Regions from separate parts of the Homo sapiens genome. Here region 1 is linked to region 2. The links are chromatin contacts, found by Hi-C in ENCODE. All regions are on one chromosome and are shown on one strand. Each heading gives the region's core, a stretch centred on a gene start or an enhancer-like site at or near the end of the contact. The rest is flanking DNA. Distances are from core to core; before and after follow the strand shown.

Evidence for each region. Hi-C counts contacts between places; a loop is a spot of excess contacts on that map. Pooled maps may share reads with other maps.
Region 1: a loop to region 2 is called in a pooled map, with 2.6 times the contacts of the local background. The contact joins the enhancer-like site here to the promoter of LINC01170 in region 2. A Hi-C loop is called at or near these places in 1 of 168 maps with a recorded cell type or tissue (gastrocnemius medialis) and 1 of 50 pooled maps.

The regions. Positions count from the first base shown.
Region 1 is chr5:124,340,860-124,343,559 of GRCh38, reverse strand. All of the region lies in intron 4 of LINC01170 (long intergenic non-protein coding RNA 1170), which reads left to right. Among named protein-coding and RNA genes, the nearest start is that of LINC01170, 96 kb to the left of the region's middle. Within about 2 kb of position 1,344, at least 7 of the 41 ENCODE cell types and tissues checked have a DNase peak (open chromatin) inside an H3K27ac peak, as active enhancers do.
Region 2 is chr5:124,437,084-124,439,783 of GRCh38, reverse strand. LINC01170 (long intergenic non-protein coding RNA 1170) reads left to right here and starts at 1,264. Exons shown (of 6, transcript NR_125774.1): 1 at 1,264-1,389; 2 at 1,908-2,087.

The DNA.
Region 1 (2,700 bases), core at 95-2,594, 96 kb after region 2:
TTACTCAGGGCAGAGAGAGCTGCTCAAGGTTGGCGTTAACTCTGCATGCGCTGCGCCAGCCAGGGTCCCAGAAAGGGCTGTGCAGACGTTGAAGCAATTCAGGTGGGTTTTCCATTAGGACTAAGGTACACAGAGAGGAAATTTAAAAGGGTCCATCTGGTAAAGGAAATAAACAATTTGTAAAATGGCTGTATGGTATTGAATATACTACCAAGACTCCCTCTGTGACTTACATTTCATCTTCCTTAGAATACATGTGTTTGGGCTTATTAAATCTTGTCTTCACCATAATACTGTATTCTTTTACGTTATTGGGGGAAGGGAAGAAATATTTGTCTGTTCTCTATTAGTCATTTGAACCTAGGTCAATTATTTCAGCCCAAGTACTATAAATACTTTCATTGAAAACTGATTCCTTTTCTCTACTTTCAAGATTATGCTTTACTTTAACACATGCAGAAAAGGATGGATTCATCTCATTCATGGGAAACAGATGAGGAATACATTTTCTGTGAATGCTATTTCAAAAAGTAAGTTAATTTTAAATATTTGTTTCTTAGCTGGCTCCTAGACATGCATTTGGGAGCATGTATGGAGGGCACATGTTTGAGGGTGAGTTAAAGTATTTCAACTGGGCAGTGGGAAAATGATTGTTTTTTTTTTGATGCTTATGACTTGAATATTGTTCTAAACATTTGCTTAATCAGGGCTCTAGAGTGAAGTTGTATTTGAACCTTAGCCAAACTGGAGCATCACATTTCTGTGCTACAGCACTTCGTTCACTAGCGCTCTACCCCATGCTCACCTCCGCCTCCCGCAGCAACAGGCACACGCATACACACATGCATGCACACAGTGCACGCTGGACGTGGGCTCTGACTCTTGAAGCCTTTACTCCTAAAGGTCATTTTTTCATTCTTTTCTTGACCCCAAGCCTGGAATTGCTGCTAGAAATCTACCCACAGAATCCAGAGATTTTACAGACATAGAATTAGAAAATAAAGGCATGCCAAACTATGTTTCTAAAAAATGTCCAGAACTGAATTAAGGCCACATAGTAATTTTTTTTTATTGGCATACTACCAATAGCTTCAAATTGGATTTCCCGAGCCAAGAATGTCCTTAAATGAAATGCAGTGTGCTAGGAAGGCTTTTAAGACCTTTTCACCTCAAAGTGCAAACCTCTGAATGGGGCCCAAGAAAGCAAAGTCTAGATTTGGCATGCCACTTAAACCATGATTAGTAGAGAGTATCAGCATACTAGAAATAGCTGTGTTTGTGAACCTCCTGTTCTTCAGCTCTTGACTGCCAGCCAAGCCCCAAATCAATCCCAGAGAATGAAAACTAAGATAATAATGAGAAAATGGACTTTTCATGCCAAAAACTCAGGAAAGCCTCTTATTCTCCATATGTTGACTTTAGAGCACATAACACAGAGAGCAGTGCCCCTGGCCTGCTGGTCCTGTCTTCAAGACAGTTTGCCATGGCACTATAGACATATTCTCCCTACTGTTCAGGTCTCAGTTTCCTTATCAGGAACCTGGGAGCAATTGTGCTAATGTCCTCATGTGGAGCATAACACATTTCTTATACCTATATACTGGTGGATATTTTGGGGAATAACGGTTTTTTTTTTTTAGTAGATATTAAGCCTCACTCCAGCTCTGAGTTAGTATGCGGCAGAATTGATTTTTTTCTTTCCTTTGAAATATGTCCTTGTGCATTACTTGACAAGCTGTTGTGAAATGCTTAGAAAGCTCTCTTTTGTTTTGAGGCTGTACTTGCTTGGGTCTGCATCTGAACTGGGTGGGGATGGACGCACTTAACTTTTCCTTCCTACATAGCTGGGTGGGCGTTTACTGGCTGCTGCTATTTGTTATGAAGAATCAGCCATAAATCAGTACTCATTTTCCATTTTTTTCTTATTGATGAAATTGCTGTAGGAAAATGGCTTGTCTCCCAAGCTCCTGGAGCTCTGCAGGACTGAAAGCTGCGTACAATAAAAGTTGTTTTGACAGAAAACTGACCAAACGTGACAATGGACAGAGGGGAAACACAGAAGGGCGGGGAAGGAGGTGTACTTGCTTGTCTGTTTTGAGCCAAGGAGCTCTCTCTCTTTTTTTCTTTGTTAAATTACTTTTTCATATGAAGGACACAAAGGGAATGGCTCCTACTGGCAGCCAGAAGGCAGAAAACAAACCCTTTGAAATTTCTAATTTGTTTATAGATGGTCCTCCAGGAGCCACTGGAAAATAATTTTGTCTGCCAGAGACAGCGAACAGCTACCCGAGGGTGTTGTGCTGAAAAAAATGACTCTCTAGTTTTGGTCTTTGAATGTCTTATTGTTCAACACTCAGTAGTTGTTCTGAAATCAGTCATCTGATTTCAAATGACTGATTTCAGAGAAAGAAAATGAAAGAAAAATCTCTTCCCTATCCTCTGGCCTGAGTTTCTAGGAAAGGTGCTTAAAAATTTTTTTATTTTGATGTGAGTTTAAACTGTGTGTTGATTAATTTTTGAACGACACAAAGGTTTGTTAATCTTGCTTCCTAACATGTCTTTTTCTCTCTGGGGGAGGATGTTAATTTTCATGGATACTTTCTGGACCAGTCACTTCGCACAGTTCAAAAGATGCTGTCTTCTCTCTGGGATATGCTATCAAGGTGAACTGCTTTTCTTGATAATGCCATAGATTCTACA
Region 2 (2,700 bases), core at 15-2,514:
TCTCAGATGAGGCTTTGTTATTCTTGAAGACTGAGGTCCCGTAGGTAGCCTGGAAAACAGTTCACAAAAGGCTCTCTGAATAGTGAATGCACATGCTTAACAAATCTGTTTTTGCTAGTCTCCATTACCTTCCTTCAGCAGGTGTAAAGCTTTAGTTCTGATATTCCTCTCCATTGTAGATGCCTGGCTCTAAGCCTTCTTTGTTTCTACCCAGATGCCAGCTTCTAGTTAACTATTCTTTTTTTTTTTTTTTTAAGCTACCAACCATCTGGAGGAAATCTGATTGGGGCTAGGGTCATTTTTGTACCTTTTAAAATGCGGTGTAGGTAAAAGGATTTGTCAAACCCATGAATGACCCTTCTCAGATCTCAGAGGCACTTCAGATTGGCAAGGGACTCCTTCATGAAGAAGCTGACTCAAGCAGAGGTAGCAACAGAGGCAAAGAGGAGCATGCTGAAGCTACAAGATGGGTTGAGAAATATAGATCTGCCCAATTATAATTCAAACAAAAACAAGTGAGAAACTGTAGTCGGTTGAGGCACTCTTGGCCGAGCATCTGGGCTTGGCATGCATGCATGCATAATTAGGCTTCAGGCAGCTGCAGGCTTCCACAGTGCAACAGGGCAGGCAGGATATCATAATACACAGTAGGTTGCATATCAATGAAACTCTTTTTAAATTCACATGAAGCCTAAGATAAAAAGACATCAGCAAAAATTAAACAGCATTCAAAACGGCAGTGAATTGTGATACAGGCCACCAGGAAAACGATGAAACCCGACCTGGTTTCCCCCCATTGTTCTGTTTCCTTCACACAAATAGATTAGAGCAACAGTGCTGACTTTGTTTTAAAATACACACACTCATTAGATCAAAGTGATCAATGCACATTTAAGCAACTTTCAAGGCATCACAGGAAGAGTGAAATGGTCTGCTTTATTTTGAAAGACAACAGAGAAAATCACACACATGCATCGGGGCATTGTGATATGCAGATGGTTGGCTTTCAGAAGAATTAAATATTCATGGAAGATAAAAATCTCTCTCATTATATTTTTAATGTATATGAGGCTTTGGGCTCAATGCCCTCTGTGTTCACATAACAGACAGACCCTGTTCTCCAAACACATGGATCTGCACACAAGGACGGCTCAGATCACATCCCGAGATGTCACCCTGGCCCGGGCCGGTCAGGCCCTTCCACCGCAGGGCTGCCCCATGGCAGCCAGTGACACCGCTGAGACAACTTTGCCGTGGCCTTACTTTCATTTCCTTGGTTGTTCAGTTTATGGCAAAAGACCCTCAGCTGTGTTTTGTTTACTAATTCCCCTAAGCCTGCCTTAAATCCAGACTGCCAGGGCCACAGGAAATCTTTCAGACCCCTGACAGGTACGGGTAAGTCTCTGAGGTACCTGGGCGTTTGCATTTGCTTCTATTACTAACCCACGTGCAGCATTATAACCTTCCTGCTTTTTCTTGTTTATTCCATGTCTTTGTTTGACAGAGATTCAAAGGGGTTTCTCAGAGGCTTTTAATCTGATTAACTACACATGGGTGACCACTGTAAGGGTTGGGATGCTACAGGACAGGCAGCACTGTCGGGTAGGGTCAGATTTGTCATCCCTCCTGCCCTCGCTTTCCCCAACACACTCCCAGTTTTCCCCTCCCCCACCCCGTGTGCCAGCTCACTCAGAAAATAGGATTCCAGATATGCTTTTATTGAGGAAGAATAATTAAAAAAAAAGATGTGTTTCTTCTTCATAGGGTGCTGAAATAATGAATTTATTAACCTTAGATCAGTGAAATGAATGAAAACTAAACCTGCTTAAAGGAAAGCATTAAGGTGAGAAAAATAAATATTCCTCTACATTTCAATTTGATTCTGAATTTAGTTCATTTTACTCCAGTTAGAAAATTGGCTCCACCTATGGCATTCACTGGAGTAGTCATCATCTTCTACACCGTGTCATTTTCCGTGCTTCTTTGTACATACATTCTTTCCTATGCTTTAAGACTGTATCGTCTATAGAAGATGAGTAATTATGATGAAGACTGAATCGTCACAGCATTTTGTTGTTGGCGTTCAGGTAATTGTAGCTGCGCGTGAGGTAGTTATTTGACCAGGTCTAATGTGTTGAATTGGTCTCTTGCTTTTTTTTTTTTGGTCACTGCTGTTGCCCTCCAATAAATTCCATCTTATCTTCAACTTAGATTTAAATACATGTGTTTTCTAGGTGTTGTTTCTATGCTCATATTTTAAACACAAGCATAAATGTACTTACATTACTGGATTCCAAAATGTAAATAGGTAGGACACTCAGGAATCAGATCTAACTTCCTTTTATCCCCCTGTCTGTGAACTGTGCTTTCAGTAAAAAGTAATGTTTCCATGTTGGGAATTCCCATTATTTCTTTTAAATATCCTCTAAAGCCCTGGTTTAAATAGGAATCAAAGTTCTTATTCCAGTGAGTGGAACAATGCAGTAATATAGATGTAGGGATCAAAGACATCACTGAACCATCAGCCTCCTGCCTCCAGTGTAGCCAGCCATCCTCAGCCATCCCCAGAAGCTGCATCCTCAGGGGCAGCACCCGGGGCTGAACAGTGAGCTGGCCAGGCTGGAGGGAATCTCCTCAGGGGAAATGTGTGAATAGACCCTGATTTGGAGGCAATATCCTCCCCCGCACCCTTTATTGAGG